Regions from separate parts of the Homo sapiens genome. Here all the other regions are linked to region 1. A link is a loop called in an ENCODE intact Hi-C map of the cell type or tissue named here. Cell type or tissue: heart right ventricle. All regions are shown on one strand.

What was found. A loop is a pair of places that touch in the nucleus more often than their neighbours do. Peaks named below come from ENCODE experiments on the same cell type or tissue, not always from the same donor. Only the 100,000 strongest peaks of a DNase experiment are listed, where the experiment ranks them.
Region 2: a loop joins it to region 1, with 32 times the contacts of the local background. A loop is called at or near these places in 53 of 110 quality-filtered maps.
Region 3: a loop joins it to region 1, with 4 times the contacts of the local background. A loop is called at or near these places in 17 of 110 quality-filtered maps.

The regions. Positions count from the first base shown.
Region 1 is chr3:38,518,508-38,526,507 of GRCh38, reverse strand. It overlaps EXOG (exo/endonuclease G), which reads right to left. Exons shown (of 6, transcript NM_005107.4): 6 at 205-2,607. The coding sequence ends at 2,146. Among named protein-coding and RNA genes, the nearest start is that of EXOG, 26 kb to the right of the region's middle. In heart right ventricle, a CTCF peak has its summit at 4,938 (motif pointing left); a DNase peak (open chromatin) is centred at 4,916; H3K27ac peaks cover 5,157 bases.
Region 2 is chr3:38,838,193-38,846,192 of GRCh38, reverse strand. It overlaps SCN11A (sodium voltage-gated channel alpha subunit 11), which reads left to right. Exons shown (of 30, transcript NM_001349253.2): 30 at 1-429. Among named protein-coding and RNA genes, the nearest start is that of SCN10A, 26 kb to the right of the region's middle. In heart right ventricle, CTCF peaks have their summits at 2,092 (motif pointing right) and 4,978; no DNase peak of the experiment used is centred here; H3K27me3 peaks cover 342 bases.
Region 3 is chr3:39,026,279-39,034,278 of GRCh38, reverse strand. SCN11A (sodium voltage-gated channel alpha subunit 11) reads left to right here. Exons shown (of 30, transcript NM_001349253.2): 2 at 1,776-1,899. Among named protein-coding and RNA genes, the nearest start is that of SCN11A, 22 kb to the left of the region's middle. In heart right ventricle, a CTCF peak has its summit at 3,279 (motif pointing right); no DNase peak of the experiment used is centred here.

The DNA.
Region 1 (8,000 bases):
ACCATCACCTCTCCATTGAGGAGAAAAAATTGAACAGATTGTTTGGTCACAGTGACATTTTGGCTCTACATCCCCGAGAAGAGGAGAACTGGTACAAGCTAATGGGGAACAGTGTGACAAAACAGAATGGTACTAATCAGGCTACTGTGTTCTGACCCCTCAACTTTCCTTTTTTACCCAAATAAAAGAGCAGAACAATGTCAATCATTATCATCTTATCTTTATCTGAAAGCCTTGGCATTTCTCTTAGAACAAACACACCACAAAAATCTTTCTTGTAATACCACTCGGAAAAGACAGCAGTGGTATGTATGACAGATTCAGACAAGTTCTTATGCCCCAAGACGTTTTACTGACAATACTCAGGATAGTCCATGAAAGGACTCCGTGTAAACCCAAATCAAGAGATCTGGCTCAGAAAAACAGCCACAATTTCCCCTAGGAATGCTAAATGCCTTTGGACCTTTGGCCTACTATGCTAGGTAGACAAGCAGGCACACAGGAAGCAAATAATAAGCTAGTGATTTTGTGGGCAGACCTTTTTCTTTTTTCTTTTCTTTTTTTGAGACAGGGTCTCCCTCTGTGGCCCAGGCTGGCGTCCAGTGGCATGACCATGTCCCATCGCAGCCTTGACCTGCCAGGCTCAAGCAATCCTCCCATTTCAGCCTCCCGAGTAGCTGGGACTACAGGTGTGCACCACCACGCCCAGCTAATTTTTGTATTTTTTTGTAAAGATAGGGTTTCATTATGTTGCCCAGGCTGGTCTCAAACTCCTGGGCTCAAGCGATCCACCCACCTCGATTTCCCAAAGTGCTGAGATTATAGGCCTGAGCCACCATGCCTGGCTGCAGATCCTTCATAGGTTTCTTAATCTTAAGAACAAAAAGCTCACCTGGAAAGCAAGAACACATCAATTTGGCAGTATCTGGTCACTAAAAGAACTGTATCTCTGGAGGCAAGCATGGGCTCTAATAAACCCCACAAAGTATTGCCGTCTAATTCCCAAATATTCCTGACTGTCTCTTTCCACAGAGCTAAGGAGGGTTCAATTCAAAGAACATTAAAGTCCCTTTGGCTTGCATAGCAGACGAGAAACCAGACTCTTCTTGCCAAGCATGCCTCAGGCCCACAAATACCCATGGAAATAGGTATATATTTCTGAGTAAAAAGCCACCATCCATGTCAGAAAAGATTTGAATCTACCTCAGCTGTCTTTCTTCTCTTAGATCTGTCTGCCTCATACTTTGTGGATGACTACTTTGGAAAAGTGAAACTCAGGTAAGACACTAAGCTCTCTAAGCCTCAATTTTCTCACAGGTAAAATGGGGATAGTGTATTTACCTCAGAGAGTCATTGTGAGACAACACATGTAAAGCACTGAGCCTAGTATATAGAACACATTTAATGAGCAGAAACTAGTTGCTGAGTGCTTCTACGTAGACAGAAGTAGAGAAACGAGCAGATTCATGAGAGGAGAAAAAAGAAACAAATATATAGTGCATGTGGACAGGAACTACACAGAGGATTTCTAAAAGCTGCCTCCAAGACCAATTCAGGTCCTAGAGGGAAAAATGTACAACATTGAGTTCTGAGAAGGCTGGGCAGATACATCACAGACAATGCATGGTTTGGAGGCATGAAACTAAACAAATGCCTTCCCAATACTCTACATCCACAGGGATACAAATGCAGTGTCATCTGTGGGCAGTCTTCCTGTTAACTTGACACAAGATCAGCCCTCCATCTGCAGGTGTCAAAGCTCCCTTAATAATTAGTTCCTGAGTCAAATATAATACTGACAAAAACATTGTAGATCTTTCATCTTTTGGGGGAATTTTTAGTCATAAATTTAGGATTCCACTGTTTCTTTAAAGCAAAGCCACTAGTAGCTGAGGGTGATGGTGTGTGCCTGTAGTCCCAGCTGCTCAGGGGGCAGAGGCAGGAGGATTGCTTAAGCCCAGAAGTTTGAGGCTATAGTGAGCTATGATTCCACCACTGCACTCCAGCCTGGATGACACGGCGAGACCACATCTCTTAAAGAGAAAAACTTTTTAAAAAGCAAAAAGCAAAGCCACTAAAATATGTTAGCCTAAAGAGGGCATGCCTGCTTCATTACAGACGGTATGACACATCTTGAGATAAAAACTAGGATGGCTTTCTTATCTGGGTTCCTGACTGCTCCTTAGCTTTGAGTTCTTCTAGCTTCTTCTCATAGCGACTCATAAAGTAATCATCTGGTTCAATCTCTGCATTCTTCAAGTTTTCCATGATCTTTTCCAGTCTGAGCACTGATCGGGCTCCTTCAATCTTTCTTGTACTCAAGTACAAGGTGAACTCCTGGAAATCCAGGAGCTTACAGGTGTCCACAGAGCAGATATTCCGGATATCACTAGTTCTATCCAAATGAGGAAAAAACACCAGTCCTGACAACTTCTCTAGGTCCTGGAGGCTCACTTGGAATTCAGTTAACTGGGGCTGGAAGCCGATGGCTTCATTGGGTACCACAAAGGCCCCTAGCGCCAGTGGTTCGGTAGATACTGAGCTTCTGCGGGCCAGGATTACCTTATAAAGGTGTGAGGGGACTGCCACGTTGTCCTCGCCAATCACCTAAAAACAAAGCAGCCATATTAGTGATGCCAATTTGTGCTAACAGTTCGCAAATTTTTTCTGAAAAATACTTATTTAATGCATTGCTGAAATGTACTTATAAGCCATCCCACTCTGTTCTAATGAATTTAAATTCAACTGCCAAAAATAATAAACTGACTCAGAGATTCACATACAAGAAGAGTATTTAACAGGTCAATTCTGATCACATTCTTTAAAATAATATAACCCCAGGTGAGGCACGGTGGCTCATACCTGTAATCCCAGCACTTTGGGACGCCAAGGCGGGCAGATCACTTGAGGTCAGGAGTTCAAGACCAGCCTGGCCAACATGGTGAAACCCCATCTCTACTAAAAAAAAATACAAAAATTAGCTGGGTGTGGTGGCAGGCGCCTGTAATCCCAGCTACTTGGGAGGCTGAAGCAGAAGAATTGCTTGAACCCAGGAGGCAGAGGGTGCAGTGAGCCGAGATTGCACCACTGCACTCCAGCCTGGCCGACAGAGCAAGACTCCACCTCAAAAAATAAAAATAAAATAATGCCAACCCAAAGATCAGGGGTCACAGTCTCTGTTCTGTTTGTAGGACAAAGGACAAAGGAATGCCATGAGTGAGTCCTGGTTTTTTAATAGACAAGAAAAGCTGTCATTTTCTCTTCATCTCATAATCAGAACTTCTGGTGCTCCAAACATTCAAAGGTCAAAACTGCAGGCTTGGGTACTCCCAGCTCTAGAAATAAAAACATGGCCTTAGTTTATGAAATTCACTAGGGAACTAAACAGATAGCCCTTAGAGAAGCAGCCAGGTGTCAAGTCAACATTACCATCTCCAGGATCACTTCAATTAGGGCTAATTTTTAAAATTAAATTACATAAATGTAAATGCTGTTTGCTCTGAGTTTTGCACATCCTTGGGCTTGTGATCAAAGAACTTCTAAATATGTTGTCATATCAAACATTTTGGAAAGGTATCCACACAATGAAGAAGCCAGAGCCAGGGTCAGGCCTAGAAAACATAAATTAGTTGTGTGGTTTGGCTGAAATTAATGAAATAACATTATTACTAAACCTTTTCAAATTTCCTTCCAATTGGCATCTGGGCCAGGTGTGGTGGCTCATGCCTGTAATCCCAGCACTTTGGGAGGCCAAGGCAGGCAGATCTCCTGAGGTTGGGAGTTTGAGACCAGCCTGACCAACATGGAGAAACCCCATCTCTACTAAAAATACAAAATTAGCTGGGCGTGGTGGCGCATGCCTGTAATCCCTGCTACTCGGGAGGCTGAGGCAAAAGAATCACTTGAACCCGGGAGGTGGAGGTTGCAGTTAGCCGAGATTGTGACACTACACTCCAGCCTGGGCAACAAGAGCGAAACTCCATCTCAAAACAAAACAAAACAAAACAAAAAGGCTTTTTTGAAAAAGAAAATACTCAACATCTATTTACTTAATGGTCCCCAATAACTGACATAATCCAACTAAAACATGCTCATTGGTATTACTGCCCCTCCCGGGCCCTTCCCTGGTAAGAGTCAGTTTTCTTTCCTGATCAGACAGCTCTGCCTGCAGCAAGATTCCTTCTTGTGAGCCCAAATAAGACAGAGACACGACAGCTACAAAGGAGGTTTCTTTTCTGCTTTTTTCAAGCTCCTACCTACATGGCACACAGCCTGGGAACTCCATGGCCATCTGCTGTCTGTCACACATGAAGGTCCCACTGCCAAGACCAATTGCAGAGCTTCAGGGAAGACCCGTGCACGGGAATGATTTCCATAACCAACTGTCTTCGAAGTTACTGAAAGTGGTTGGTCGGGGTGTGGTGTAAAGTCTATGAAACTATGTACTACAAACATAAAATCCCCATTTCACCCCAAAAATTCATTTATGCAGCTGGGAAGATAAACATACTCTTCAAAGCCAAAAATATACTGAGGGAGAACCCTATGGAAGTCCACAATTAACTCACAAATAACCAAAAGATGTTAATTCAACAATGCAACTCAGAGGTCCTGTGCCTGGCATTGCTGGAAATACAGAAAAGAATATGCTTTAAAGTATATGCAGCTGGTGCCTCCACTCAAGAAACTTACCACCTAGAGTGGGAACCAAGACCTTCAGCTTTCACTACAGGTAGAATGTGGTTAGGTACCAATACAAAGCCCAAATAACAGCACGAAGGGGATTCAGGGGAAGCTGGGGACCAGAACTGAGGGCACAGATGCAGCTGAGCCATAGTTTGCAAAGAGGGAGAAGGTGAAAGGGGCTTCAAGTATTCCAGGTGCTAGCTAGGAATCCAGCAGTTAAACAAAGTCTTTGCGCCACCTTGTGGACATTCCCCATCACTGCAGTACAGTTCAAGAACATTCACTTGATTTTCTCTCCTCATGGACTCCTTGTCTACAAACAAACGGCAATTTTCAAATATAATTAACATGCCCATTGCTGCCATGCAGAGCTAATCAGGCTCGTAAAATTCCAGCCAAAAGTAAAGACGTTGGACATTTTCAGTTCTACAGCTTTACTTTATGCAAATGTACCATTTCTATAGGTGTTTAAAAACTCTTACAATTGCTAAAGGACCTCGATTCTACTTTTGAGAAACCTCATGGAAACAGAAATTCCTATTAGGAATCACAGGTGTGATCCTTCTACCCATGACCTTCTCACACTATTTCAAGGGGGTAAAATACTATCCCTAGAACTAAGGAGAAAAATAAAAACTTAGCCACTCACTAATCTCTTTTCTGATTCAGTCTGCTTTGTTCTTAGGAAGCAAACATCTTTAATCTGTCTAATATAGGGACAGGTCCTAGTTGGGTATTCAGAAAAACACACCGTTTCTTCCTTGAATTTAAGACAATTTTTTAAAACAACATCAATCGTAAAATATTTTAGAGCTGTCTCTTTAAAGACAACTCAATCTACATAATAAATTTTTCCTACTTTTGGAAAAATTGGGAGACTTCCAGAAATGTTTCTAAACACTACTAGAGGTTTGGTGGACTGGAAGCCCAGAGACCTGGTCAAACCTGGCTTTGCCACTAAGCTGCAAGTCGCGTCCACCCATTTCTTGTTTCTTCATTTACAAAATACGTAACAGCCATCCCCGTGGGTGGATTGCTATTTTGTATTTTATAAATGCCTCTCTCATAGAATTGTTATGAAGATACAATGACATGTTAGTTAAAAATTTTTCAAAATCTACAAGATCTATGTAAAAAGCTATTTTGTAGTGGACATCATTCAAAAGATACAACGGCATTTGGTACAAAAGATGGTTTTACAGAGGGATGGGGGCGGGGGAAACGTATAATCAAGCAAGATTAGACTAGTTACAGGTCAGCAATGGGGTTTCAGGAGGAGAAAGCAACTTGGGCACAAATGATGTCTGTAACAAAGGACTCAAAGGCTTAACATAAACCAAGTCTAGTTAATCAGTGAGTCAGCAAACAACCCTTTTCATGTAAGATTTAGGTATAAAAATATTTTGCAAAGGAAACCCTTGCTGCTATTAAATTCCCAAGAAGCACTGAACTCTACTCAAGACTGTAGCAAAAATTGGAAGTCAACTGGGAGTTAACTAGAAAATACAATACATAAGCTGGCACTCATTCGCAACCTGAAGCTAGTTTTCTTATATACTGGCCTGAGCTTGTTTCCTTCCATCCAAGAGACAGAAATGACAATTTGCCACCACCACCTGTGCCACCCAGACCCAGAAGAGACCCAAAACAAACAATACCCATATTAAGCCTGCCATTTGTAAGGTCATACATACTGTAAATGTGCCTCCAATAAAATATTAAGCAGCATCAAGAGGAAAAAATATGTACCTGCTAGAATTAGATAGATATATTTGGTTACATTCCCCTGGTAAGACAAAAAAAGAAACTCCAAAAATAAAACTAGAGGGACAGATCAAGAGACCACGCCCTTAAAAAGTCATGCCGATCAAGTGAAAGAAAGAAACCATGGGAGTTTGATAAACAGGAAATCCGAACCTGAGGGGGGGAAGGAACATGAAAAGTGAGGGAGTCACAAAGTGTGGTAAAGTCAACAAGAATGTGGTCGCCCCCTGTGTTATCTATAGAGCCTCAGCAGATGCTTTTGTGGCAGCACAAACCCTGGAAGACGGTACTTCTCACACTGGGGTACCTGTTCCAGGCCAAAGGGTAGCAGCCTACTAAGTCACAGTAAAACAAGCACCCTCTTTCTAGGCTGTCAATGGTACTTGAAAATTTAGGGTGAGGGTAGGGAGACAACCAGTAAAATAATTTAACTTTCATTAAAACAAATAGATATGGAAATGAACAAAAGCTTTCCCTAAATATAAAGCAAGAGACTTAAAAAAAAATATTACTCCCATATCACTTCAAATGATGTCTCAAGACTCCTGAGGGCATTTTCAATTTCCTCCCCTTTAGGGTTAGTATAATGGAAGTTTGCAAAGTGCTGTTATAAAAGAACACAGATTGTTAAATATTTCTAACATTACCACCATCACTGAGTTCTAAAATCTGAAGCTCACTTTCTTGTCAGACCATTTATAATGTCCAAACCAGAATCTTCAGGTATGTTTCACTTGTCTGGAATCAACCTCTTCTTGAAACAGGAACATCAGAGAAAGCACAGGGATGACCTCAGCTATATAATAAAGGGGGTGATTCTGATTAGAACTGTCAGATGACTCACTTCTGATAAAATCACTGCTACGAATCTTCCCTTAGGCTCATATTCACTCAAGTTCTATGATGATGTGATCCTTTCCTACATATTCTAACAGACATTTCTGCCTGGCTATAAGGAATCCTCCTCTTGGCCCATTTTCTGTTATTTTTGCATGCTAGCAAGTATCACTTGTAACTCCTCTCTCCATCCACACCATCTTTTATTATCTGCTAACCTTAAGCTTTTGTATATGAACAGCACAGCAATTCATTTACTATAAACTTGAGCGCTTCAAAGAGTAACACTGTGAATGACTGGCAATTGTCAGACAGACCCATGTTTGGATACCCTCTTTGACAATTATAAGCTATATGCCTGAGACTTGATCCTTAAAGCCTTGATTTTCTTGTCTATAAAAGAAAATGGTCACTACTTTTTTTGTAAGGGTGTAGTGAAGATTGAATGAGATGCATATATAAAGCTACTTACATACTGCCTGGTATACCTGGCCCTCAAGAAATGCCAGTTCATTTGCTTTACTTCCCCCAAAGTAAAAACACATATATGCTTCATTGCCTGGACAGAAAACTAAATAAACCCTTTTATTGGGTACAACTTCCTAAAATAAGGTTCAGAGTATAGTTGTAAGCAAGCAGTAAATATTAAATGGCTAGATCTGAGAAAACAAAACACTTTCCAAGCACTCTGAATTGCCGTACGTAATTGCAAG
Region 2 (8,000 bases), 320 kb before region 1:
GCAGTGAGCCAAGATCGTGCCACTGCACTCCAGCCTGGTGACAGAGTGAGACTCTGTTTCAAAAAAGAAAAGAAAAGAAACATGGTTCAAATTATATCTAAACAAAAAAGAATAAGAAACAAAAAACACATTAAAATTTTAAGTTGTATTTTCTATGTTTCTAGATACATCATTTTTGTTTGATATTTTCCTGATGCAAGTATGTGGTTTATCACATGTAGCTCTTTTGCATGCTAAATGAAAATTCAAAACTTGCCAATAAATGAATAGCTTATTGCAGACATTTTTTACCAACATTAATTATTTTGGGTTTGTTTAAAACCTAGAGGCACAATCTTGACTTGTCAATTACTACCCTTTCACAAGCTACCATCTCAGATATATATATATATATAAATTCAATAAAGCTTTCTGTTTGTGTTCCTTTCAGGTAGTACACTAATATTCCCCTTTTGTTCAGTGGTTGTGTGAGTAGTGGTTTAAATGTGGTGCTTTGCTTGCAATTAAAGACTAGAACCAGTGGTGTATCTGACAAGTGTTTAACAACTGACTGTTCAGGAAAAAGAAAGCCATGCTTTATAGCATTCACTAATCTCTGTGGTGTGAGTACTCCCATTATGGCTGATTTCAAGCTATCAACATGTTACTGGACGTGGAGTTGAGAAGAGATGCTCATAATAAGTTCTTGAGAGCTGGCTCAAGCTGACTGCAGCACATCACTTGCTGAAACTGAAAAGAGAGCCCCACTTGGCTGGTTAAGATATTTGCAGTGGGCACCTTGGACAGAGAGAGTACCCTCTTAGCAACACGTGGGGCACGGGGTGAGAGATCCATAGACATACTGCTTAACCAGTGATCTTAGCCATTTGATGAGCCCTATTTACAGTTTTGGCTGAATGTCTGTTTCAAAGAAACACCCAGACCTATCAAAAGGGCTTGGGAGCAGGAGGAGCCCAGGAGTTCCCTAAAAACTGGAGATGCCAAGAGGTCAAACAGGCATTAGGCTTTCAGTCCCCCAAAAGGCTGGGCGAGGGGCAAAGAACCTACATTGTGATCATTGAGGAGTGGAGGAAAACCTCATAGAGATAGCCCTGGAACCCTGTATCTCAGACAGGTGAGAAGAACTGATGTGTCTGTCAGCAGCCTGGAGTCTGAGGTCGGGCCCTCTGACCTGCCCCACACTGCCCAGCAAAGGGAATGGCAGCACTGGATCCTGTGGTGGGCTGAGAGGTGATTATTTTCAGTGTGTAAGATCTTACCATGACTTGATGTATTCATTTCAAGGGCCTGAGTTTTGTAGGCAGCCTTGTGCTCTGAAGCATTGGTAAAAATAGTGATAATATCATTATCTAATATTTATTTAGTGGTTTCTGTGCATCAGGCACTGGCTAAGCATTTGTCATGAATGATCTCTTTTGTACCTCGTACCAACCCAATGAGGAAGATATACCCCATTTAAAAAGGAGAAAACTGAGGCTCAGAGAAGTTGAGTGACCTGCATACAGTCATGCACCTGGTGGAGCCCGAGCCTGTGTGCCATGATGGGAAGGGGAAGTGGGTGGGCTCAGGACCAGGGAAGCTTTGAGATGGGCTACCAGGGCTCCTGTGCAGGACTGGGAGGGCCTTGTGGAAATCACTAGTTACAAAGTCATGGCCACATTCTCCTTGAGGTACTGGAAGTAACCTATGGCTCCTTTAAAAGAAGCTCTGATTATGAACCTTAGGTGTTTTATAGATTCCCTATCAAGTTTCTAAAAAAAAAAAAAAGATGGCTCGTCATCATTTCAAGAAGGGTACCTTTTGGCTAGAGGTAGGGGGAGGATCTGGAAGGACATGGTCTTGCCCATTCCAGACTGCCATGCAGGAGCTTGAATGTGATCTGTTTTGTATAGAAGCTTCACCCTCAGAATATGTGGAACAAAATAAAAATAATAATAAAACAGGCTTCACCCTCCTCCCTTCCATGCACACCTGTATACCCTGACATGCTTCTGTTTAACCAGGGCTGGTTTCCAGGGGCCACCTCCTAGGGAGAAAACAAGATCTGCTTAGCTTTATCAAAAGGTTGGACCACTCTACCTTCACTAGATGGCAGCAAATGTCCAACATGTTCTTTTCGGAGAGGGCTGCACATCATCTGTACACAGGCCTGGCACTTAGAAAGCCATAGGGTTGAAGGGAGAAGAGCCCAGGCAGGATATGGTGAATTATCTAAACCCTGGATGGGTGATAGAAAGCTCATAGTAATATCCCTAGAAATATTGCTCACTGCGAGAGGATCCAGGACACCCTCAGGAGGCAGAGATGTTGGTGTGAGCTCTGTTTCCCTGGGACATACTGAGTTTCCACTGCAAACAGCCCTCCAGGCACATGAATCCAGTCCCCTTATTCTCTGAGTTTTCTTTACTCTAGGTAGATCAGCCCCCGTGCAATTCATCTGGCAGACATGTTCCAAGGATGAATGCAGTGTATTTTGTGTAAACTGCTTCTAACCAAATAGACTATAGGACTATAGTCTCAAGAGCATATTTGCTCTTTGGCAGGAGAATTGGATGAGTGTCCATGCAATAATAATGCAATACAACATAACAAGTGTAATAAACCAGAAACATGCCTCTGCTCTGAGGACATGAATGAAGCAAGCTCACAGAAAGACCTCCTGAGAGAGGAGCATCTGAGATGGATGCGCTTGACAGGTATGTAGGATTTTGACAGGTGAACCTGGTTTTGGAGGGTGTTTGAAGTCGGGGAGACAGTACAGGCAGCTCAATGGCAACTAGAAAGTGTGAGGAAGTATGAATTACCCAACTGACTGGACATGGAGTATAGGGAGTGGAGCAGCAGCAACTGAATCTTAGACACAGACATTTGTGGAGAGCCTCAAATGCCAGAGTGAGGAGTTCTAGCGTATTTTGATAATAAGAAGGCATTGAAGGTGTTTTAGCAGGGAAGAAAAATAACTGGATAGAATGTGCAAGGTGGAATGGAGAAAAACAAGGTCTGATCCTGGTAGGGAAGAGGCACTGAGCCAGGAAGGAGGTGAGGGCAATGCGGTGTGATTCCAAGATGCTTGTGCCAGCTGCCTGACCATGAGGGAGGACAAGATAGATGACAGTAAAGGGTACTAAGTTAATAGCATAGGAGGAGCAAGGGTTGGAGTTTGTTTGTTTGTTTTAATGGCTGAGGAAGAACATCTAAAATGTAATTCAATTTTAAATATTTTGAAAGTTTAAGATGTCAGGTCTAACTGACAATGCCCAGCCAAGACTTGAACTTGAGGACAAGGTGTGGACAGGAGTCTTCGGTGCAAAGGTGATGTCTGAAACCCCAGGAGCAGACATCATGGGAGAGAGAGAGTACACCCAGCTCTAGAAGCAGGCAAGGGACTTGCCCTGAGGGTATGTTTTCAGGGAATGAAGGTGAAGAGGAGTGAGACAGTTCAGAGAAGAATGTGGGGTAGTAGGTGACAGTAAATACCATGACATGTAATGTGAGAACAGAGCAGGCTTCCTTGGAGAAATTGGGTCAACAAGATGAGATACACAGTCCCACCTTTTCATCCCTTCCACCAAGCAGCATGCAGGATCCAGGAAAGAATCCCACCCCTTATTGCTCTACCTTTTTATAGGGCGAAGATGAGAGCTTGCCTTATAAACAATTGGGCCAGGGAGCCAGCTATTCCAGGGAGCAGTCTTGGAATGTCAGTTTCTAACACCCAATGCCCTTGGGGATCCGAAATCCTGTATAGCTACTCCTGCTCAAGGAGGGTAAGCCACTGATTCCAGATTGCTTGTTGCCTGGCAACCCAGATAGAACCTCCGGGGTCATTGAATGGGCAATCCTGTCCCTTGATACACAAGGAGTAATCAAAGTAGCACTGAGAAAACAAGAGCTAACATTTATTGAGCACTTACTCTGGGCCAGGTAACCACTTTACCAGCCTTACCTCTTCACAATATCTCTATTAGGTAGAAACTATTTGTAACCTTCATTATACAGATGAGGAAACTAAGGCATGTAGAGGAAATAAGAGGCTTCTTCGAGAGCCAGTAAGAGGTTTTGTCAGGATTCAAACCCAAGCATTCTGGCTCTAGGTCTCAAGCTATCAACCACTATACTGCACTGCCTCTCAGACAAAAAGAGACAATGTGCTTGATGTTAAACAGAAGGTACAGGGTTTTCTTGCTAGTGTCTGTGAACCTTTTGCATCCATTTCTTTTTCTCTCAAAGTAATGCATGTTTTTAAAGTTGTCTTTACAATGTGGAAACTCACACTGGGGAGATGCTGTGCTCCCTCTCCAAATTTAATATACTCAGTTCTGTAGATGTATTTGGTCCCCTAATATTTTGACAGAGCTTCCATCCTTTTTCTATTCTCTCCCTTCTTCAGGCAATCTATGGTTAATCTATCTCTTCTAAATATGGTTAATCTATCTCTTCTAAAACCAGGTGCCCAGGTTTTAGAAGAGCAGGGAGCAATGGAACATCTTTTCCTTTTGGACAATAGACTTCTATTAATGTAGACTACAACTGTACTAGTCTGACTGTAGTGCTACCAAGAGGTATCCTGGGGGTACTAATTTAGCTTCCTTTAATCTGCACCAATCCCCCAATTCAAGATACTCTGAATGAGCATACAGGCTAAGTAAAAACACTGTGTCATTGGTGCCAGTGCAGCTTCAAGTTCCCCTGCCCCCTTTCCATACTCTAAGTTCTTCCTATATTTTAAGTATAGGAGGTATATTGGAGCTATAGGACTATAGGAAATATACCTGGAGCCAAATCATGCTGATGGCTCATATTCTATTGATTCATGAGCCCTAGTTAGACTTCTACGCAGTTTTTCTCCTAAATTAATGTTTTAAAGAGCAATACTTGAAAAAAAAATTGCTTTGGATCTAAGTGAAGGTCTCAGTAATGTTCTGGATCATCCATTTTCACATTGAAGTTTGAAAAGAGAGGTTTCTACTATTCCATGGGAGGGCACCAAAGCCTCAAGGGATGGACCACTAATCAGGGGAGACATCAAGTGAGGGAAACGCCCTGCCTGGAGTTGGGAGTGACCACTCCAGGACTGAGTGAAAATATAAAAAGGTATAGGAGACTTGAACAAAACTATCAGCCAACTTGCTCTGATTTTTATAGAACTCAGTAAGAACAAAATACACATTATTTTTAAGTACTTATAGAACATTTACCAAGATGGGACTATAAAATGTCTCAATAAATTTTAAATATTCAAATCCTAAAAATATGTTTTCAATCACAATGGAATTGAATTAGAAATCTATAACAGAAAGATACCTGAAAAATCCCTAAAGCTGCTTTGGAAACTAAAAACATGCTCCTAATCAGAAGATAATTAATAATAAAGATAAGAGAGAAATTAATGAAATGGAATGCAGAAAAATAATAAAGAGAATCAATAAAACCAAAAGCTGGCTCTTTGGGCTGATCAATAAACTGAAAAATTTCCAGCTAAAAAAGGAAGAGTTATAAATGACCAATACCAGGAATGAGAATAGAATGAATCCCTTATTATCGTGTTGTTGTAGAATCACCCACTAATTCTATAGACAATAAATTCTACAGAAAATAACATGATAAGGGATTATCACAAACAATTTTATTCTGATAAACTCAACAACTTAGATGAAGTGAATAAATTCCACAAGAGACATAAACTAGCCTCACTCAAGAAGAAATAACTTGAATAGTACTATATCTAGGTTAAAAATTGAGCTTTTAGTTAAAATTCTTTCCACAAAGAAAACTCCAGGAAAGGAAAAAATAATTCAATTTCTACACAACTTTGCAAAACATTGAAGCAGTAGAAATATTTCCAATTGACTCTATGAGGTCCTGGTATAAAAACCAGACAAAGACGTATCAAGAAAAGGAAACTACAAACCAATAAGCTTCATGAACATAGATCCAAAGATATTTTACAAAATTTAGCAAATCAAATCCAGAAATATGTTTTTAAAAATACATTACAACAAATGGGATTTATCCCAGAAATACATGAATGGTCGGAAGTTGAAAATCAATCAGTGTAATGCACCATACTGATGAACTAAAAAAGAAAAATCATATGACTATCTCAAAAGATGGAAAAAAAGTCATTTATCAAAATTTAACGTTCATTCCTGATTTTTTTAAAAAAATGCTCTAAGATTCCAGCAAATTGGGCATAAAAGGGAATTTCCTCAACCTGACGAAGAGCATAAAATAAAGGAGAGCTAACTACATAATGGTATACTTTCCCCCAAAGATCTGAAACAAGGCAAGGAAGGCTGCTCATGAAACTTCTACTCAACATTGTATAGAAAATCCTAAGCAGGAAAATAAGGCAAGAAAAAGTAAAAGACATCCAGATACATTGGAAAATAAGTAAGACTGTCTTTGTTGGCAAATGACATAATTGACTACATAGAAATTCCTATGGAATCTACAAAAAAGGTGAGGTTAGGGAGGCAGCAGGATACAAAATCATTATTTTAAAATCAATTGTATTTCTATATGCTAGCAAAGAGCAACTGTAAGTTAAAACTTAAAATACTATTTACAATAGCATGGGGAAATATGAAATACTTAGAAATAAATTTGACAACTAAGGTGCAAGACCTGTGTACTGAAAACTACAAAACATTTTGAGAAATTTAAATAGATCTAAATAGTTAAAGAAGATAATACTATGGTCATGGATCAGAAGACTCAATATTGTTAAGACATAACTTTTCCCCAAAGCAATCCTAAAGTCCCTGAAAGTTTTTTGTAGAAATTAATAAGCTGATTCTAAAATTTATATGAAAATACAAAAGACCTAGAATAGCGAAAATAACAGAAAAAGAAGAAAAAAGTTGGAGTGGTCAACACTACCTGATTTCAAGAAATGTTCTATAGCTATAGTAATCAAGATGGTGTATTAGTGGCATAAATATAGATAAATAGCTCAATGGAACAGAACAGAACAGAACAGAACAGAACAGAATCCAGAAAAGAAATAGAACCACACATATATGTTCAATTGATACGTAACAAAGATGTCAAGGAGATTCAATGAGGAAACCATTTCCAAAAAATGTTTCTAGAATAACTGGGTACTCAGGTACAACAAAAACAACAAAAACGAACATTGATTCTTACCTCACACCATATACAAAAATTAACCAAAATAGAACATAGACATAAATGTGAGCTAAACTAAAAATTTCTACAAGAAAACATAGGAGAATGATCTTGGGTTGGCAAAGATTTCTTAAGTACAACATATAAAGTACTAATTTTTGAAGAAGAAAAACAATAAAGTGGACTTTAGAGAAAAGAAAGAAAAAATTGACACTATCAAGTTTTGTTGAGGATATTGAGTAACTGGAACTGTCATATATTGCTGGTAGAAACATAAAATAGCTAGCCACTTTAGGAAACAGTTTCCTTATTTCTTGTAAAGTTAAGCGTACACCTACCAACCACACAACTCAGCCATTCCACTCCCAGGTATTTACCCAATAGAAATGAAAACATGCCTACACAAAGACTTGTGCACAAACACTAATAGTAGCTTTATTTTTAATGACCCAAGCTGCAAACAACCCAAATATCTATCAACAGGTGAATGGATAAATGAATTGTGGTATATCCATCCAATGCTATACTACCTAGTAAACACAAAGGAATGAACTATTGATAGTTGATAGCAATAACAGGAATGATTCTCAAACGAATTATGCTGAGTGAAAGAAACTAGACAAAAACAAGTATAAACTGAGTGATTGCATGTATCTAAAATTCTAAAAAATGTAAACTAAACAGTAATGACAAGTAAACCCATGGTAAGCTGGGGGTGAGAGTGGGATTGATAAGAAAGAAGGATAGAGAGGCAGGAGGAAGCTTTTGAGGATGTTGATATGTTTGCTATCTTGTTCATGGTAATGATTTCTCAAGTGAATAATATGGGTCACAATTTATCAAGTTGTATGCTTTAAATGTGTGCAGTT
Region 3 (8,000 bases), 510 kb before region 1:
TCTGGGCTGAATTCCACTTGGTCATAATGAACGATCTTTTTAATGTGCTGATGAATTCTATTTGCTGGTATTTTGTTGCCTCCTGTATAGTTTTTTTGTTTGTTTTGTTTTGTTTTTGAGATGGAGTCTCACTCTGTTGTCCAGGCTGGAATGCAGTGGTGCGATCTCGGCTCACTGCAACCTCCGCCTCCTGGGTGCAAGCAATTCTCCTGCTTCAGCCTCCTGAGTAGCTGGGATTACAGATGCACACCACCATGCCTGCTAATTTTTGTATTTTTAGTAGAAATGGTGTTTCATTATGTTGGCCAGGCTGGTCTCGAACTCCTGACCTTGTGATCTGCCCACCTTGGCCTCCCAAAGTGCTGGGATTACAAGTGTGAGCCACCATGCCCATCCTATACTTTTAATTATCTCTAGATTACTTATACCCAATACAATGTAAATGCTATGTAAATAGTAGTTCTACTATATTGTTTAGGCAATAACAAGAAAAAAACTCTTGAGTTTTTTTCAAATATTTTTTATTTGCAGTTGCTTGAATCCACAGATGTGGAACCCATGGATATTGAGGGCCAGCTGTACTGTGATGTGTTCATATAATCTCTCAGATTCCCTGTGAATGCCTAATGATAGCCATGTGCCATGACCTAAGGAATATTCTCAAGTCAATCTTACACACCTGAAGTTATTCACATGATGTGGTTCAAGTCCTAGGTCAGCCTTTGCCCTTTGAGAATTCACATTATCTCTCCAAGCCCCCAAGGTCTTAACTAATCTGTAAAATAGTAATAACAATGCTTTTCTCACAAGGTACTTCTGAGGTATATTGTAGTTCTGTTCTCTTTGAGTCTCGAATCTTTGTTTTAAGCATTTTTGTGCAATAAAATGTAGATTGTACATGAAAAAAGTTTAACATCTGGAAAGAAACCTCACATGTCTAATAAACAAAAATGTAGTAAATATAAAAAGTAAATATAAAAAGTAAATAAGAGTTTTAGAAGGCTTCTGCTTCCAAACAAACCAGACTTGCTATTGTTAAATCATCCTCTGAAGTTTGATCTTTCTTCTGCCAATTACCTGAGCAAGTTAATTAAGTTTTCTCTCTCTCTCTCTTTTTTTTTTTTTCAAGATGCAACCTCCTTCTGTTACCCAGGCTGGAGTGCAGTGGCGCTATCTCAGCTCACTGCAACCTCCACCTCCCAGGTTCAAGCAATTCTCCTGCCTCAGCCTCCCCAGTAGCTGGGATTACGGGCGCCCGCCACCATAGCTTGGCTAATTTTTGTATTTTTAGTAGAGTCAGGGTTTCGCCATGTTGGCCAGGCTGGTCTCGAACTCCTGACCTCAAGTGATCTGCCCACCTCGGCCTCCCAAAGTGTTGGGATTGTAGGCATGAGCCACTGTGCCTGGCCAGTTTCTCTCATCTTCAATTTCTTTATCTGTAAAATGGTAATAAAAATGGTACCCATTTCATATGGGTCTTCTGAATTCAAATGAGATGATCTTAGCATAGCACTTAGTATGCAGGAAATATTCAATATATTTTAGGTATTATTTTTAATAATCAGCTTGCCCAGGAAACATTGGCAAAGTGTTATAATTTCCTAGAGTCAACTGTCTCATAAGTTTTATGTAATACAGGCTCTATCACTTTTTAAAAATTTTCAAATCAGTTTGAAATTTTCTGTTTTTCTTGCCTCCTCTCTTGCTTTTACAACCTGGAAAAGGTCTTGTGAAATGATAAAGCTTGTTTTTTTTGTTGTTGTTGTTGTTTTCAGATTGTCCCAGTGCTTCGCATGTTTTTGGCTCCATGTTCAATCCATTTGCTGAACACAGTGAAAGTATCCAGTATGTCTTTCCACCGTACCCTAGAGTTGGCATCTTGTTTACCAGAGGGGAGCGGTGAGTGTTTTCATATTTTTTGTTTGTTCAAGAGGAATTAATATATTTTGAAAATATATTTAAAAATGCAACATAATTAGAGCCTTTATTTATAACCACCACTGTCTGTTAGTGATTAATATGTTAATTTGGATATTTTAAAGACAGATTTTTAAAAGAATAGAATAAGACTCATTTAAATAATGCAGAAATGCTAAATAAACTAATTTTTTGAGCAACTGAGTTTATTTTATTGCCCTGCTCCTGACACAGACATCAATCTGTTTTAAACACATCAGTTCTAGAAGTATATTTAGAAGTACAGGGGGAAATGAGCACGTAAGAATCAGTCAGTATTCAGAGATTAATCCACTCCTTTTGTATAACCATTTTTGGTTTTTTTTTGTTTGTTTTTATGTTAGTAAAATGTACTTTTTCTAAGTTTTTCCTTCACTGTAAAATATATCTATCAGTTGGTTAAAGCAGGATGCAAATGTGGTGGGAATTCTGACTTAGCAGGGTTTGGCAAACTTTTTCTGTAAACAAAATAAACTTTTTAATGCAAGCCTATCACGGATATTAATCAGATTCACGGAGAAACTAAGAAGCCGCATAATTTCTTCATAGCCCTTTAATAGTCTTCTTTGAAGAAATAAGGGTGTTATGATATATAATAGACTAGAAGATCATAATTAAATAATTATACAGAAGTAAAGCAAGATTATATAAGTATACATAGAGACTCAGAATGCTTAAAATGTTTAAGTTCAAAGTTGTGTACTATTTTTGTCCTGGCAGAAAGACCTCCATTTTATCTTTCTTTTTCTTTTTCCTTCCTTCTTTGTTTGTTTTTTTTTTGTTTGTTTGTTTTTTGTTTGACAGAATCTCACTCTGTCACCCAGGCTGGAGTGCACTGGTGCAATCTTGGCTCATTGCAACCTCCACCTCCCAGGTTCAAGCTATTCTCCTGCCTCAGCCTCCCAAGTAACTGGGATTATAGTCACATGCCACCACACCCAGCTAATTTTTGTATTTTTAGTAGAGATGGGGTTTCACCGTGTTGGCCAGGCTGGTCTCCAACTTCTGACCTCAAGTGATCCTCCTGCTTTGGCCCGCCAAAGTGTTGGGATTATAGGCAAGCGAGAGCCACCGTGCCTGGCCAAGACCTCGGTTTTAAATACAGTATTTACAATATCCTTTTGAAGTTGTAAGAAGTCATGGTGCTGAATGGTTCATTGTTCAACAGTTCACTTATTTCTGAACACACTGAGAAGAAAACATCCTTCAGTTCTTTTATCTCCTTCTGTCTATATATTTTACGTCCCAATATTAGAGACACATAAACCAGTCCATTTTCCATTTCAAAAATGCTTTGACCTCCATCTAGCTTTCCCACTGGAGGGCAGTAGAGAACCATCCAGGCCATCCTTGATTTGAACTAACTGGCGAATATGACAAGTCAGACTTCAAAATACTTAACACTTAATCCCTACTGATGAAAAGTCATAACCAAAGTATCTTTTCAGGAAACCTATTTTCTCCCATAAAAGTTCTATAATTGATCATGAAAATACATTAAAAGAAATAAAGCAAAATGTGTTTGTAAAGTACTAAGTGGGCAAAATAAAAACAATATAAAAACCATGTCACAAATGTGCTTTGTGTGTGTGTGTGGTAGGATTTTTGTTAGGAGCTGAACTGGCTGAGGCTTCTTAACAATACTAGTCTAAAAACGTGCGCTGGATGTAAATTTTAATCCACAAACTGATGTGTCAAATTGGATGTCGCATTATTAAAAATAAAAATAATTTCAAGCTCTTGGCCAGCTAAAATGATAGAAAACGTAACTTCAGTTACTGTTAAGATTCTTCTGACACTCTAATATACCATAAAGTCACTCATGTATCCCAGGGGTTATATGCCTGGAAGCACCAACAATCCTCAGGCCATAGTGGTTAGGGCTGAGATGCCTTAGGGTGTCAGAAATATGGTCCTGTGGAAGTGGGCGAGCCACTGGTCTTTTCTGCCGTTGAGACTGGGATTTTTTGTTAGGACCGGGAATCCCAGTGCCTAGGGCTGCACTTCCTGAAGAGCTCCAGCCATCACGACCAGGTTCTGTCACCAACCTAGATGTTTTCAGCAGTGGTTACAGGTCTGCCCTCTTTGCAGAGCATCTCCTGCTTTCGCTCACTCCTCCTCTTGCCTCCAAAGAGAATTGGCTTCTCCTCGCCATGCCCCTCCCCACTTAGATTTATAGTTTAAAACTCTTCAGTGAGCTTGAGCTTTCACTAAGGGCAAGACTAGAGATGATCTTTAAGCAGTTTCTGCCTTATGCCCAGGAATATAAACCACTCTTGAGACCAGCAAGCACTGTGGGCTGGCAACCCTCAGCAGATGGTGGAAATGGAAGAAAAATTACACTAAAAACAAAATATACTCTAATGTCTGAACAAATCATCTTGCCACAGAAGCTGGAACTGAAGACAATTCTTTTCCTAGTAATCTCCCTATAGAAAGCACAGGCATTCTTTATGTCTCTAAGCACCTTCAAACTGCATTCAAAATTAGGGTTGTGAATCTGGAATCTTTCTTTGCTAATTGGTTGTACATGAATGCCTGCAGAAGCCTTTGAATGGTAAATATTGTGGGAGGGGCAGTTGCCATGGTGACTGTCCAATGGACCCTTTTTCTTACATTTCAATTAAATCTTCATTGCTGAACTGCTATGAATGAGAAGGTAACAACTCAGTAACATCTGGAAGACAGGAGAAGATGTGAGAGATGCTGTTCCAAATGTAGCTACATTCTAAATGCCCTGAGTTGTACTACGTTTGCCTTGAACCATCTCTTCATGGGTTCCCCTGCCCACTATGTCCTTTCCCACTATGGGAAAATCTGTTTGGAACACACATGACAGTGAGCCAATTTCCCTAATAATACAAGAAGTGTTTACAAGTTAATATGAAAAATACCAAAAGCACAATAGGAAAAAATGGGCAAAAGATATGTACAGGCATCTCATAGTAAAAGAAAATAAGTGGTTTTAAATTGCATAAAAATATATTTAACTTCATTTATAATCAAGAAAATACATATTTATATAGATATAATTTTTTACCTATTACATTGGAAAAGGTTTAAAAGTTTAATAAGGTACTGTGTTCAGAGGATGTGGAAAAACCATCTTTTTTTACACTTAGATTGGGAGGGTAAATTGGTATAACCCCTTCAGAGAGTGACTTAGCTCTTTTTCTAGAAATTTACCTACCGGTATATTAACAGTTGACTTAAAAACACAGGTAAAGGGATATTTATTAAAGCATTATTGAAGTAAATGACCATGACAGATTAAATGAATTGTTGATACATCCATAAAGATGCATCCAGACAGTTACTGATACTGCCACGCATAGGCAGTTACTAATGGCTTGAATATGACTTGTCCCCTATAAAACTCATGTTGCAATTTGATTCCCAATGTAATGATGTTGAAAAGTCGTGGGAACTTTATGAAGTGTTTGGGTCATGAGGGCTTTGCCTTCATGAAGACATTAATGCTGCTCTCATGGGACTGGGTTAGTTCTCGATGGGGAGTTCTTGCTCCAACGGGACTGGATTAGTTACCATGAGAGCAGATTGTTATAACACAAGGCCACCCCTCATGTTTTGTCTTTTTTGCACACTCTTGCTCTCTTGCCATGTGATGCCATTTGCCAAGTTATGATGCAGTACAAAGCTCTTGCCAGAAGCTGTCATCATGCCCTTGCACTTCTCAGTCTCCAGAACTGTGAGCCAAATAAACTTCCTTTCTTTATAAATTACCCAGTCCCAGGCATTCTGTTATAACAACAGAAAACAGGACAAGACAGCAGTTAAAGAATGGTATGGCATGAGTGTTTATTGTCTCAGTTTGACCTGAAGTAGAAACATAATTAATATAAAATCTCAAATAGGTTTAAGACGGATCCTATGTGCCAATTGACAAATGAAATATCCCTGAGAACTAGTTATAAGCATCTAGCAGGTTTAAGGATATTAACAGTGTCAGAACATGGGAAGAGGGGTTAAACTATTTCTTTGGAAAAAATCTGTACTATGAACTCTATCCCTTCTCCGCCAAGGGGATGTATGCTGTGATCTGAAATATAATGAGGTAGATCTTCAGTGAGAGCATCTGAGAGCTTGGTAAGTGACCAGATGGGTGGTCTGGGGTGTAACCCTCCAAAATCTAGAGGGCTAGAGATGGGCCAACTAGTTGTTTTGGTGGTAGAGCCACAAGAGTGCTAGTTGACAGACTGTACTCCCACAGTTTTTTATTTGGGAGGGGGTAGGGGTTTGATGAGGGTTTTCTGTAGACTAGATGGATGTGTGGGAGATGGGAGAAAAATCCAGGCTGAACTGAATTAAGTCCCACTCAAGAGGACCACCTGGGAGGTGAGAAAGAAGTCTTCAACTATGAAAAATGTGTGGGTGCATCACCATGACCCAGGGCTGAGAGGGATGCAGCTAGTCCAAGGAGCAGAATATGTCACCTCTTCAGGAGACTTGAAGCTGGGTCACAGAGCTGGGGCTCCCAGAAGTGCCCAAGAAAGCTCTAGAAGGTAAAATGCCAGCTTTAATCATCTGCTAGTTCCAGAGAAGCCACCAGCTAAGGAAGAACTCTCCTACCTCCTTACTTCTCAAATCCTTGCTTCAACCTTGGTAGTATCTGAAATAGCAGCTGTGAATGTGGGGTAAACAGCCTCCCCAGTCGGGTTTGTGAGATGTTTTAAGGGATAGGGGCAGTGATAGTTTTAAGGGGCTAAACTTTCAGAAGCCGAGTGTTTATTCCTAAAGTTCATTTGCTTGAGAAATTTGCCCACAGCTGAGTGCCAATGCTGGTCCTTCTTTTCTTACCTACACTTTCGAGCTGAGCTTCCAATTTACAAAAGAAAGTCATATGTTCTGAATCTCACTATCATGCACTGACCCCTGGGCAACAAGCAGGGATTTTTGAAAAACTGGTGTCAACCTTGAGTAAGTGAATGACCCCCAAAACCCAGTAACAATCCTTTTGCAAATCTCGTGGTTTAATAAAACTGAAGGAGGATCTATCCTGCCAGATGAGGCCCTTTATGGTTGCCACTGGCTTTGCAAGCATGACTTAAGTAAGGAATAGTCTTTATTGAGTAAAGGAAAATCCCCCATGCCAAGGTAAACAAGACAGGGATGTTCAATGTCCCTCATTCTACCCATCTTTCCATGTGAGTTGTTTCTAGGGCCAGGGCTTCTGCTGGACATTTTTTTTTTCTAGTAGAGTGACCCATTCCTGGAAGTGGCCTCCATGGGAGGAAGTGGCATCAGGCAGTCTTGATTTGGAGGGCCAGCTGTTTTCAGAAGTTGTCTAGGAAAGTTAGCTCTCCTACCCCTGGGGGCTTTAGGGACATCTAGAGCGACAGACTCTCTCTGACTTAACACTAATAAGGCTCTTCTAAGCCCTGAAGACCCAGACCATGGGCTCTGTCCTTGGCTTGCTTATTCTGCTTTCAGAAAGAATCCTGCTGAGTTAGTGTCACTAGAATCCCCCACCCTTGGTATCTGACCACCCTTGATATCTGATGAAATTCCTCAACCCCTCTCCCTCAGTATCTTCTTATCCTGGCTGCCTTCAGCTAGAAGCTGAGTCAGTTTAGAATCCCTCTTATTGCTGATGTTCCCTTTTAGTAATTTCCATCCACTGACCTCACCCTGCACCTTGGCCATAATTTCCCACTTGTCCTTGTATTCAGAAGGGAGCCCATTCTAAACTGAGGTCTCTCTTTCCCTATTGCAATAGCTCCTGAATAAAATTTGTCTTCACTGCTTTAACTTCTGTCTGGCCCTGGTTTTCCTTGACAGAGGTCTGCAGGATGTTAAAGGCCCTTTACCCGGGAGAAAATCACTGGTATCATGGGAAGTTGGACTTAAAGGTTTTCATCATGATGGGAAAAGGGAGAACTCCCACGACCCGGCGAGGTTGTAGTTCAGATAATTCGTGGTGAGCAAATGAGTTGTTTAGAAGACATTTCTAAATTATATCCCAGGTAGAGAACAGTGAACACATCTTAAGTATAGAGCTTAATGAATTTTCAGAAAGTGAACCT